2 separate regions of the Homo sapiens genome follow, and region 2 is linked to region 1. Evidence: chromatin contacts called from ENCODE Hi-C or POLR2A ChIA-PET data. All regions are on one chromosome and are shown on one strand. The core of a region is the stretch at or near the end of the contact, and the rest is flanking DNA. Distances in the headings are between cores, read along the strand shown. Region 1 holds the start of FAHD2B (fumarylacetoacetate hydrolase domain containing 2B). Region 2 overlaps ANKRD23 (ankyrin repeat domain 23).

The links. Hi-C counts contacts between places; a loop is a spot of excess contacts on that map. ChIA-PET counts read pairs that join two places held with the same protein, here RNA polymerase II (POLR2A). Pooled maps may share reads with other maps.
Region 2: a pooled map of heart left ventricle shows a loop between it and region 1 (2.8-fold over the local background). The contact joins the enhancer-like site here to the promoter of FAHD2B in region 1. A Hi-C loop is called at or near these places in 2 of 50 pooled maps. POLR2A ChIA-PET finds 5 or more read pairs at or near these places in 4 of 52 experiments (GM10248, WTC11, activated CD4-positive, alpha-beta T cell and 1 more).

What each region holds. Positions count from the first base shown.
Region 1 is chr2:97,090,576-97,097,157 of GRCh38, forward strand. FAHD2B (fumarylacetoacetate hydrolase domain containing 2B) reads right to left here and starts at 4,307. Exons shown (of 9, transcript NM_001320848.2): 1 at 4,126-4,307; 2 at 1,288-1,413; 3 at 887-1,137. The coding sequence starts at 1,131.
Region 2 is chr2:96,835,846-96,842,427 of GRCh38, forward strand. ANKRD23 (ankyrin repeat domain 23) reads right to left here. Exons shown (of 9, transcript NM_144994.8): 2 at 6,520-6,582; 3 at 6,215-6,340; 4 at 4,942-5,067; 5 at 4,571-4,669; 6 at 4,387-4,485; 7 at 4,152-4,250; 8 at 3,882-3,980; 9 at 2,067-3,799. The coding sequence ends at 3,704. It also overlaps a transcript of CNNM3 not described here. Among named protein-coding and RNA genes, the nearest start is that of ANKRD23, 4.9 kb to the right of the region's middle. RefSeq lists enhancers at 1,480-2,036, 2,037-2,591, 5,623-6,228 and silencers at 3,731-3,790, 3,931-4,030. Within about 2 kb of position 3,611, at least 4 of the 41 ENCODE cell types and tissues checked have a DNase peak (open chromatin) inside an H3K27ac peak, as active enhancers do.

The DNA.
Region 1 (6,582 bases), core at 3,057-5,556:
AATACATGGAAAGGTCTCCCTTTCCCCTTCTGGTTACCCCGTTCCCCTGGCTCTTCGCAGCTACTCTATGGATATTCTTCTCCCACCCTTTTGTATGTAATGATAGCATACTATTTACATCTTTTAAAAAAACAACTGACTTTGGAGATCTCTGCTTAACAATATGTAACAATACATAGAGAGTGTCCTCTTTATTTCTTGTGGCTGCATATTACTGCTCTATAGAGATATACCCAAGTCCCTAATGAGGGGCATGGAGATTTCCAGTCTTTGCAGAATATGGCAATATGGGAACATACTGTTAATACTGTGAGCTGTGAAACATTTGTATTTTTTTCCATTTTAATAGATGAAAATGACATCTTAAAGTATTTTTAATTTATTGTTCATCAGCTCCTTAGACCAGATTCTATAGGGGTCCAGGCTTCAGGGACACTCTCACCTAATCTAGTCCAAACCCAGGAACCAAGTGTCTTATAGAAAACCTCCTTGCAGTCCTCTCTCCTTGTAGGAGCTGGGAGTCTATATCACTCCCCCAGCTGCATAAGATGCCTTTTAGGACCCCCGGGCCCAGACCCGTCAGTCAGTCCAGGACTTCATTCCCAGAGGAGGCAGTGTGATGAAGTATAGAGTCCTGGTTCCAGCACCACATGTATGGCCTTGAAATTGTTAATCACCTCCCCTAGCTCTCTGTTTTCTCCTCTGAAAACTGAAGATGTTATTATGTAAGATTTCTAAGGATCTTTTAAGAGAACGGGAGAAAAGGAAAGGTGGGGTTACTCTGCTCCCTTGCAAAAGAGCTACCTGCTGGTGCTGTTTCCCAGAGCGGGGAGGGTGCAGGGGGACCAGGGCAGCTGCTTCAGGGCGATGCTGCCCACTTACTTACCTTCTTGCCACTGAGAGGGTGGCCTCTCCCTGCTCTAGGAACTGCGTCATCGTCTTTGGGAGTGTGGGGTCAAAGGCATTGAGGTTGATAACCCCTCCACCATTCCCTGTCTCCAGGCCCAAGTGAGGCCCCACCAGGTGGGGTGCCCGGAACTGCACTAGTCTCATGTCTCTGGAGGGTTGAAAGGGCCACTTCTGAGCCTGCAGCAGAGCTGTGAGTAATCTTCTTCTACCAGACACCAGCATCAGAGCCTGCAGAGAAAAACACAGGATCCAGGAGATGGAGGATCTCAGAGCCATCATCAGCATCCCTGATATTCCTAGGGCTATAGCCCAAGGCCCTTTGCCCCATCAACCGTTCCCTGCATACCACACGGGAAGCGGTCCAGGCTTGTATTTTACCTGCTATACTTCATAAGGTGAAACTTTTGTAGAGGAGCAACTACTACATGCTACGCAGTAAGTCCCAGGGATTCCAGCGTTCCTTCAACCAGTGCTTTCTGAAAGTTCCCACTGTGCTTGGCTCTGCTGTAGGTATTGGGGAAACAATGTAGGTCAAACTCAGCCCTGCCATTCTCCCTGCACAGGTCACAGATGTTAACAACTGACGTAAGATTCAGCTATCAGGACTAATGCTGTGAAGATGGTCAGGGGCTCTACCCTTGTCTAGTTTCTGGAGGAAGTGATGTGAGCTGAGCTGGGCTAAATGAGCAGGACCAGGAATTAGCTGGGTGGCAGCCTAGCATGGGCAAGTGACGCTGGTGAAACTGGCTTCACAGTGGCCATAAGCAATTTTTTAAATGCTATTTTGGTCCTGTTTAAAATGGTTTCCACTGCTCACATGATCAAGCTAGAACCTCTACCAGGCTGTCCTTGTCTTCTAGGAGCAACACCCCCACCTGCCTCCCCAGATAATAATTATTTCATTTCTCCTGATAGAGAACAAGTTGCCTGAGGGAAGAGGCTGCAGACAAACAGCAAGGTCTAGGCCTGACAGCCATCACTTGGTCATCTCCTCCCTGGATCCAGGGCACATGTCTGTCTCTTTCACTGCCCAGCACTGTGCCTGGTGCACAGAAGGCTCTCAGTGACTTTCTGCTAAATGAACAAATAAGTGACAGAAGCAGGGGCTTGACATTTCACTACTTGGGAAAGCTTAATGCTTGTTAACTTCAGGAGACATGGCTGTGCCTTTCCTCCTCAAATCACCTAGAAAGTATCCACAAGGGCCAGACGCAGTGGCTCACACCTGAAATCCCTAGCACTTTGGGAGGTCGAGGTGGGTGGATCACTTGAGGTCAGGAGTTCAAGACCAGCCTGGCCAACATGGTGAAACCCTGTATCCCCTAAAAATGCAAAAAAATTAGCCAGGACTGGTGGCGGGCACCTGTAATCCCAGCTACTAGGGAAGCTGAGACAAGAGAATCACTTGAACACAGGAGGCAGAGGTTGTAGTGAGCCAAGAACATGCCACATCCCTCCAGCCCAGGCAACAGAGCGACTCCAAAAAAAAAAAAAAAAAAAAAAAGAAATTATCCACAGAGCTCAGGTCCTGTTTTGAGTCCAAGGCTCCACTTAAAGACAAACACTATTCTCTTGTTTTGTTCTGAATCCAAGTCTGGCCACTATTCCTTACCACATGGTGCCTTCCCTGAATGGTTCCTTGCTCTTCCAACAAAGGCAGTTTGTATTGTACAGCCTTCTATGCCCAAAAATGTTGAGGCAGCTGAGCCCCAGACTCTTGGTCCTCACTTGGAGATTCAATCTGCCTTGTTCAGTTAAAGACTCATTAGACTTAGGTCACCACTGTTGTGGCCCGCCAGTTTGACTAGAAAACAGAGTTTTGACTTCTCTGCCCTGCTATCTTACACAAGCACCAACTGTGCCACTGTCAAAAGGCTGTTCGAGCCAAAGTGCACACACTCAGACACTCCACATGCTAACATAACAGTAACTGCTGCCGCTGAATGCCAACTATTAAGTGCTCTACCTACAATGTCTGATTTAATTCTTTTTTTTTTTTTTTTTTTTTGAGATGGAGTCTCGCTCTGTCGCCCAGGCTGGAGTGCAGTGGCGCAATCTTGGCTCACTGCAAGCTCTGCCTCCCGGGTTCATGCCATTCTCCTGCCTCAGCCTCCCCAGCAGCTGGGACTACAGGCGCATGCCGCCACGCCCGGCTAATTTTTGTATTTTTAGTAGAGACGGTGTTTCACTGAGTTAGCCAGGATGGTCTCGATCTCCTGACCTTGTGATCCGCCCACCTCGGCCTCCCAAATTGTTGGTATTACAGGAGTGAGCCACGGCGCCCGGCCTGATTTAATTCTTGACGCTTGTGGAAGGTAGGTACTGTTAGTCCCATTTTACAGATGAAACAGTTAAGGCTTAAAGCGGTTAAGGGATTTGCCCAAGGTTACACAGTCTTAAAGCTAGGAGGGGAGGGAGCTGGGATGTGAATCCAAGTCCAGGTGACATTGAAGTCCTTGGTTCAGAAGCCTGTAATGCAAGCAAGAAAATCTAGCTTCAGCCCCATCTTCCTACCAAGGACATTTTAACCCAGAATGTTGTGGTGAGAAGTGGGGACCTTCCATAGGAAATCCTCCAAAGGCCCTAAAGATTGTAGTGAGAAGTAGGGACCTCCCACAGGAGATCCTCCAGAGGCCCTGCAAACAGCCATGCGTGGGGAAACTACAGGCGCTCTCTGGCTATTGCCTCAGGGACGAGGCTGGTTACCAGCTCTCCAAGAGAACTCCAGGCCCCATTGACTGTTCCCTTCCCACATGACACACACATGCAGGTTCATTCCAACCTTACAGCAATCCCCTCAGGTAAAGCGCCCTCACTTTACAGAAGAGGACACTGAGACTCAAAGGGATGACGTCAGGTGCCCAAGGTACTAGTCAGAAAGTGGCCCTGGGGCTTCTGCAACAACCACTATGTCACACAGTCCGAGCTCAATCCAACTCTGCAAGAGTCCATAAGCAAAGGGGCGGCGACGTGAGGTGGAAACAGTAGCCTGAAACGTGGGTGTGCACGTCGGATCCCATCCCACCGTCCACTCGCCTGGAAACCCCCAGTTTCCCCATATGCCCAGCTTCGTCCCCTGCAATTAGTGAGGGCTCACATGGGTCCGCCCCATCCGTGTGGTCGGAAACGGCCGGGAACCTGGTTCTAGTTCTGCCCTCCGCGGGAGACCTGCGCCAGGGACACCCTTCTGGCCTAACCCAGCCAGGCCTGGTCTACCTGGCGGCGGCGGCGGCGGCAGCCGGTCCTCCTGCGCTGAGTTAGGGCTCGCGGGGCGGGAGGTCAAGGGCAGCGGGCGCCTGAGCACTGGCACCAGTCACCGCATCCAGCCGGGGAACTACAGCAGCGGCGAAGTCACTGCCGCTCGGTGCGCACTCCAGCGAGAAGCGGGCGCGTCCTGTGACGTCACAGGCAACCACCCCTAGCAGGGCACCAATCCCGGAGGGCGGGCCCAGTGCGGGGCGGGCGGCGCCGGGGGCTCTTCAGGCTCAGGGCATAGGCAGGCGGCGGCCGCGTTTTCTGGAGACGGTCGCTCTCGGAGGGACCCTGCAATTGCCCGAGACCGAGAGTGGGCGCTGCCTGAAAGTTTGTCCCTGGGCGCTTCGCTGGCCTCATCCGGTCTCGGCCTTGTTCTGGGCCTGGCGCCTTTCCCATTGTTGGGGAAAGTGGTCTAGGAGACCAAGGCAGCGTGCTGGGTGGGAGAGAATGATTTGTGGCTTCTGATTCTGACATATGTCGTTAAGGAGGGGAGGGATGAGTGACCCTGTTTTACTTATGGAGAACCTGGGGCCAGAGCTGTTTTCCCAGGGTGACACAGGCGGTGAGTAGTGGAGCTGGCATTCCTGACCCCAAAGCTCAGCGTTTCCCAGCCACTCTCCGCAGCCAGGCCTTCACCTGCACTGCTGGGCGCAGGTGGGGAAGTGGGGAAACGGTGCTCCATCCCCTGCAGAGGGCAGGCGTGCGGGGAGCGGTGGCTGAACTCCACAGACAGCTACTGCTCAGCTCTTCAGCTGCCGGCTTTGAAGAGTGTGAGGGGCTCTGGGCAAGAGGCCCCCACATTACTCAAGGACCAGATCATCAAGAGCTTTACTTGTCCCACAAAGGAGTCTGGACCTCGTTTAAGTGCACAGGAGACCGCTGGAAGGTCCTCAGTGGCGTGCCATGGCCCGACTTCTATTTGAGAAGTTTTTCTCTGGCCACCCGTCTAAGGAAAGGTATCTGGGTGGGTGGTGCGGGTGAGAACAATGGTGGTGCGGTGCTTGGCGGAGAAGGTGAGTGTCCAGAGATGTTCAGGAAGAAGAACTGACAGCTCTGGATGACAGGAGGTGGAAGTGAGAAGGAAGCAGGTACAAGGCCGGCTCCTGGGTCTCTAGCCCGGTAGGTGCAGGGCCGTTCATGGAGACAGGGCTTCTGGAGGAGCAGCGGGTCTGGGGAGATGATAGTGAGCTCCAATTTGCATGGGACATCCAAAGGGCATTGAACGGTGGGCAGTTGGAGACGTGGGTCTGGAGCTTGGGACTTCAGCCTAGCTTGCAGAAAGTCACCACTGATATAGAAATGGAACCTATGGCCGGGTGCGGTGGCTCACACCTGTAATCCCAGCACTTTGGGAGGCCAAGGTGGGCGAATCAGATCAGGAGATCGAGACCATCCCGGCCAACATTATGAAACGCCGTCTCCACTAAATATACAAAAAATTAGCCGGGCGTGTTGGCGGGCGCCTGTAGTCCCAGCTATTCGGGAGGCTGAGGCAGGAGAATGGCCTGAACCCGGGAGGCAGAGCTTGCAGTGAGCCCAGATCACACCACTGGGGAACAGAGCGAGACTCTGTCTCAAAAAAAAAAAAAAAAAAAAAAAGAAATGGAGCCTATGGGGGTGGCTGTGATCAGGGGGATGTGCTGAGGAGAACCTGGCGTAAGTGTTTCATTAAGCCATAGCTCCCAAAGACTTTCTGAAAAGCTAAGTTACAGCCTGAAAGAAAAGATCTTCAGAGGCTATATTTGATAAAAGACTTGTATCCAGAATATAGAAAGAGCACTTAAAATCAATAGATAAAATCAAACAATTCAATTTTTTAAATGGACAAAATATTTAAACAGACACTTCACCAAAGAAGATATACAGATAGAAAATTGAAAGACATGAAAAGATGCTCAACATCATTAATAATTAAGGATATGCAAATTACAAGCACAGTGTGACACCGTCTCACACCTACTAGAATGGACAAAGAAGACTGATTATACCAAGTATTCGAAAGAATGTGGAGGACCTGGGATTCTTGTACACTGCTTATGGGATTATAAAATAGTATCACTACAATTGAAAATCATTTGGCAGTGTATGAAGAGAGTTAAACATACTCCTACCATATGACCTAGCCATTTCAATCCTAACTATTGACAGTATTGAGTTGCACCTTAGCCCTTTGCTCCTAGAAATAGTGAAGATTAAGGAATCCCTCCACTCCTTTGTTCCAGAAAACACCCTACTGGAAAGAACCAGTGACTTTCCATATAGCTTGGATAAGAATCCTGAATGTCCCCTCATGACCAGACCATACACAGACCCTCTAAATTCCCATTCTTGGCATCATAAATGATTAGCTGGACTGCTTGTTCCCACAGATCAATAAGAACAAAATGCCTGTAACCAAACCTTGGTTCAGATTCTCTC
Region 2 (6,582 bases), core at 2,361-4,860, 260 kb before region 1:
CCACATGTTTTTACTTCAGCCGTTCTGACAGGTGTGTCGTGATGCCTCACGGTGGTTTTTCATTTGCATTTCCCAGTGGTGGACACCTGTGTTTCGCTTCAGTGGAATATTCCTGTCTTTCACCCATTTTCTGATTGGATTGTTTCTTCTGTTGAGTTTTGAGAGTTCTTTGAGATTCCTTTATGGGATTTTTGGTTTCCATTGGTCTGTAGCTTATCTTTTTCACCCCTCCCCCTCCCCCCCTTTTTTTTTTCCTGAGACAGAGTCTCACTTTGTCACCCATGGTGGAGTGCAGTGGCACAATCTTGGCTCACTGTATACTTGACTTCTGGACTCAAGCAGTTCTCCCTCTTCAGCTCCCCATGTAGATGGGACTATCACCACACCCAGCTAATTTTTTTTTTTTTTTTTTTTGAGATGTAGTTTCACTCTTGTTGCCCAGGCTGGAGTTCAATGGCGTGGTCTCGGCTCACTGCAACCTCCGCCTCCCAGTTCAAGTGATTCTACTGCCTCAGCCTCCCGAGTAGCTGGGATTACAGGCATGTGCCACCACGCCTGGCTAATTTTGTATTTTCAGTAGAGATGGGGTTTCTCCATGTTGGTCAGGCTGGTCTCAAACTCCTGACCTCAGATGATCTGCCCGCCTCAGCCTACCAAAGTGCTGGAATTATAGGCATGAGCCACCATGCCCAGCCTATGCCCAGCTAATTTTTTATAGAGATGGGGTTTCACCATGTTGCCCACACCTGGTCTCAAACTCATGAGCTCAAGTGATCTGCCTGCCTCAACCTCCCAAAGTACTACAATTACAGGTGTGAGCCACCGTGCCCGGCCATCTTTTCACCCTCTTAACAGGGTTTTATACAGAGCAAAAGTTTTCAGTTTTGATAAAGTCCACTTTACTGATATTTCCTTTATGGACTGTTGCTTTTAGTGTTGCATTTAAGAACAACTCTACCTAGTCTTAGATCCCAAAGGTTATCTGTTTTTTCCTAAAAGAAGTTTTATAGTTTTAAATTTAAGTATGCATGTGAGCCATGTTAATTTTTGTATAATGTGTAAGACTTAGGCTAAAGTTCTTTTTTTTTAATCCTATAGCTGGTCCAGCTGCTCCAGCACCGTTTGTTGAAAGGCTGTCCTTCCTCCATTGAATTACTTTTGCACCTTAAAGTCAGCTGGGCATATTTGTGTGGTCCTGTTCCCGTGATGATCTCGGCTCTGTCGATCTGTGTGTCTGTGCCTCTGCCAGCATTGCACTCTTGGTTCACATAGCTATATAGTAGATCTTGAAATCAGCTGGACTGATTCCTCCTCTCACTCTATTCTTTTTCAAAATATTTTTGCTATAAATTTGTATATGAATTTTAGAATAACCTTGTCTACATCTACAAAACATCTTCTAGGATTTTGATAGGAACTGCATTTAACCTGTATGTTAATTTGAGGAGAATTGATATCTTTACTGTATTCTGTCTAGCAATCCATGAACATGGCATGTCTATTTAAATCTTTGATTTCATCACGTTTTATAATTTTCAGCATACAAGTCCTTGCATATTTTGTTAGATTTAAACCGAAGTATTTCCCTTTTTCAGCAATTGTAAACAGTACATATTTTTAACTTTTGTGTCTACATGTTCATTTCTAGGAGGTAGAAACAGGTTTTTGTGTGTTTATCTTGCACCCGAGATTTTGCTGGACTCCCTAGTTGTCTGCTTTCTGTAGATTCCTAGGATTTCCCACATAGACAAGCATGGCCTCTGCATGAGAATACCTGGATCCTCCCCTCAGGGCTTCTGACTTAGGGTCTGGACATCAGGACTTTTTAAACCTTCCTGGTGATTCTGATAAGCAGCTGAGGTGGAGAACCACTGCTCTTTGACCTTGTCGTCAGTGAGCAGAGGTGCCTTAAGCACAAAAGCCTAGTGCCAGGACCCCGCATCCCGCCCACTCTGCACTCGGCCTATCTTGCTGTCGGCCGGCATGGCTAACAGGCGTGGGCCCTATCAGACAGTCCCTGGTGACTGAAGCATGGGCTCCTCTCGGCCCAGGAAAGACGGCTAGGCTGTAATGGATAGCCAGTTTTAATGAACAGAGGATACTGATTGGTATAAAAAGGTGTGTTTGTCACTGAGGTGTCCTCATTTTCTAGATGAGGAGTTGTCTTCTCCATGGTCTTGAACGCCTGCTTCGCCATGGCACCAGCGTCTGGGTGCACGCTGGCTGTCGCCACAGGGCAGGAGCTGCTCATGGAAAGGTGTGTGCCCCTAGTGTGCAGCACTGGTCAGCTTTTCCACATAGTAACAACAGCCTTGTTCTGGGCCTGAGAAGGCCCCCAAAGGTAGACGAAAAGGAACCATGGCCAAATGCCTATCAATCAGCCCGGTACCTAATGTAACCCAGGACCCATGTGAGGGAGGCTGAGCCTTCACCTTTCAGCCCTTCCCTCAGCATGTGGTTCTCAGTTTAGGGCAGAGCTTCTTAAGATTCACTTTCTGGCGTTTAGGGGCCCAGCCCCACCAGCAGTACAGGCCTACACCAGTGTAATTTGAAACGTACAGACGGTGGAAGAGGAAGTCTAGGGAGCTTGGGTCCTTAGACCACCAGGGAGCAGGGAAGGGATGGGAAGGGCTGGGGGGCGGCGGGGGCTCACCTTCCTCTGCTTCCCTGTGGGCTGGGTTCAGAGCTCCTCAGTGTCCTGGCCTCCCAGGTGGGATCAAGCAGGGTGGGTGCAGCTGCAGCGTTCCAGGCAAGAGCTCAAGCTCCAGTACCAGGAACATAAGGGGACATAAGGGCCTCAGGCAAACTAGGGTTACGGGCCACTGCCCCAAGAGTTGAGTGGGCCACAAGCAATCCCCAGTGCCCAGGCGCTTCCCCATGAGAGCCGCCAGCAGGCAACGGTGTGCCAGGCCGGCCTGAGCGGGGCCAGTACACAGTGGGTGCGAGGCTTCTCTCAAATGCGCGCTCCAGCTCATCAGTCTTAGGGCTTCTGAGGCAACCTAGTGGGTCCTGGACTTCTGTTGCTGTGGGGCCTCAAACCTGTTGAGTAGCCACCTCAGATGACCAGAACCCACCTCCAGAGTTCCTATGACCAAAGTTGTCTAGAGCCGCTCCGGACACTGCCAGGGTTGCTACTGACAGGAATGGGGTCCCCAGAGAAAGCCATGCCCACAGGCATCCACCAGCTGCAGACAGGCCCGGCCCCTGCATGGCCTGCCTTGGCTGCACCTTGTACATCCTGGATGGCATCTGCCGGCCACGGGCTGAGTCCCCACACACACAGACTGGCCCTGGAGAGAGCAAGGCAAGCCCCCTAACCTGGGACAAGTGGACACTGAGGACTCCCAGACCCAGCCCTGGGTGGCTCCAGCTTGGGACTGCTCCCTTAAGGCTCGTTCTTGGCCCTCACTCTCCTCCCCTTCCTGGCCCTCATCTGGACCCGCGCTTTCTGCTGCCTTGTGGTCCTCTGCTCCAGCCCTGGGAGGGAACGCGGCTCCCCTGACACTCGAAGCCAGGGAGGCCTCTCTCTTTGCCTGCTGGGCCCGGTGCCGCTCTTCAGTTCTGCCAGGGCTGCTGAGGCGGCACAGGCCAGAGAGGGAGGAACCAGGGCTGAGGGCAGGAACCACAGAGGTGCAGACGCGGGGGCGGGGCACAGGATGGAATGGTGGCAGTGCGAAAGGCGCGGCGGGGGGCGGTGCTGCGGTCAGCACCGGGTGCGGGGATGCGCCACGTGGGCCTGCAGGGCCTCCCGGATGCCGCGCTGCCAGTCTCGAGCCAGCTGCACCGGGGTCACGGAGGCCTGGGAGCAACGGTGTGGGTCAGTCCCTTGCAGGCGCTCCACCCGCCCTCGGGTCAGGAGCCAGGGCTGCGCCCACACTCACCGCGTTCCGCACCCCCAGCTCGGCCCCATAGAGCAGCAGTAGCTTCATGGCTTTGTAGCTGCCGTGCCGCACGGCCTCGTGCAGAGCCGTGTCCCCTTCCTGCTGAGAACGCAGGCAGTCAAGCTTCTGCCTCCGCGTGCTGCCCTCCTCATGCAGGAAGGTCAGGGCTGCTGTCACCGAGCAGACAGCACCTCTGGTCCTGGCTGGGGCTCCTCAGTCCCTGCTCCTCTGGAGCTGTCCGAGCCGGAAAAGACCAAGCGCCTGCCTTACCTTATCCTGTGCGTTCAGGTGGGCGCCACACTCGATGAGGTGCTCCAGGCAGTCGGGGTGCCGGGTGCGCACTGCCACGTGCAGGGGGGTGCTCCCGATCTGAGAGCAAGTGGGGGTCAGTGCTGGGTCTGGATTGGTGAGGCCTCCCTAACCCATGGGACTACGTGCTCTCTTCTCCAGGAACAGCGTCTGCTCCCGTGTTCCCGACAGGCCCCCAAAGCACCGTGCCCCTCACCTTGTCCCGGGCATTGACCCGGGCTCCCTGGTTAAGCAGCTGTTTGAGGATGACCAGATGTCCTCCGCGGCAGGCCCAGAACACAGGTGTCCTGTCCAGCTGCAAAACAAAAGCACCCAAGCACTCAGCTGCTGGGATGTGAAGCTGGGCGTCGACCAGAGGCTGGGCCTTTCCCCATCCTCACCAAGTCTCGCGCGTCCACTGTGGCACCTGCCACCAGCAGCTTGTTCACCAGCTGGCTGTGACCCTTCAGACAGGCCCAGTGCAAGGCGGTGCGGTGGAGCTGAGGGCAGAGATGGAAGATTAGGCAGAGGGAGTGCAGCCACCCCTAGAGACCCCACGCGGTCCCCTTCCCAGGGCCAGGTCCCTGAATGGAATTGCCACTTCCCCCACCACGCGATGGGCCGCTCCCTCTCCTCCGTCTGCAGGTGCCACTGGATTCATGCCCATAAGAGTGAAAATCCCTGCAGCCTCCTAGGCCAGGACTTGAACACACTGAAGGCAGCGCTCCTGCAGCTGCAGCTGCTGCCAGCCGACTCACCCAACCTGTGCTACCTTGTCATGGGCATTGGGGTCCCCTCCGTCTGTCAAGTACTTGTCAATCAGGTACTCCTGGTTCTCAGCAGCTGCCTTCAGGAACATCTCCAGGCCCACAGGCTCCACCTGGGCCTGGGACTGCGGCTGGTTCAGTTGAAGACAAGACCAAATCACTCCCGAAGGCCGCAGGTGCCCAAGATGTCACAGCTTCACCAGTCTGGCCCACGGGTCCCATGCAGCCCACCAAGGAACACTGCTGGCTCGTACTAATGCAGTTTCTTATTCTAATCCCACGCCAGGAGATTGAATAGACTGTGTGTGTGTGAGCGTGTGTGTTATGGATTGACTTGTATCTCCCCAAGATTCGTATGAAGTACTAACCCCAGGTACCTCAGAATGTGACCTTATTTGGAAACAGAGTCACTGAGGATGTAATTAGTTAAGATGAGGTCACACCGGCGTATGGTGGGCCCCTCACCAATATGACTTGTGTTAAAGTGGGCTCTAATCCAATGTGACTGATGTCCTTATGAAAGGGGACACGTGGGCCGGATGCGGTGGCTCATGCCTGTAATCCCAGCACTTTGGGAGGCTGAGGCGGGCAGACCACAAGGACAGGAGATTGAGACCATCCTGGCTAACACGGTGAAACCCCATCTCTACTAAAAATACAAAAAAAAATTAGCCGGGCGTGGTGGCGGGTGCCTGTGGTCCCAGCTACTCGGGAGGCTGAGGCAGGAGAATGGCATGAACCCGGGAGGCAGAGCTTGCAGTAATCCGAGATCGTGCCACTGCTCTCCAGCCTGGGCAACAGAGCGAGACTCCGTCTCAAAAAAAAAAAAAAAAAAAAAAAAAAAGTTGGGGGAGACACATGGACACAGGCATGCACACAGGCAGAACGCCCAGCAAACATGAAGGCAATAGTTGGGTGATACATCTACAAGCCAAGGAACGCCAAAGATCACCAGCATCCACCAGAAGCCGGAGAGGCATGAAGGGATTCTCCCTCACCACCCTCAGAGGGAACCAGCCTCGCCAACACCTTCCTGTTAGCCTTCCAGCCCCCAGGACAGCGAGGTGACACATGCCTGCTGTTGAGGCTGTCCAGGCTGTGGGACTTTGTTATGGCAGCCCTGGCGGACACATCCGCGGGGGCTCTGGAGTGGATTTAATGGGCTCCCCAGGCACTGGCTGTGTGGTCCTGGCCTGCAGTGCCCACTCTGCCCCAAGCCCTTCCTCTGGAACTGGAGCCCTGGTGTGTGCACTGCCCTAACCCCGACCTCCCACTCACCTTAACCAGGGGCTCAGGTTTCCTGGGGGGGACTCTGTGTCTCAGTCGCTTTTTCCGTCTTTGAACCAAGTTTTCCAAGTCAGCCAGGTTATCCAGATTAAATCTGGTACTGTTAAATCTTTCAAGCTGGGGCAGAAGACAAGACCATGCCAGCCATCAGCCGCTGGTCAAGAGATCTCTCTGCCCTGCCGACAGGAGACACCAGCTGCTCAGGCTGCCCCACCAGAGTCCCTCCAGGCCTCACTGCTCAGCCGGCCTCAGGGATTAGCCACTGCCCCCAACCCCGGCCCCCGCCCCTCTCTCACTTTCTTCTTCTTCTCTTCTTCCAATTTCAGCTTCTCCCGGGCCACAGCCTCTTGGGGGCCCCT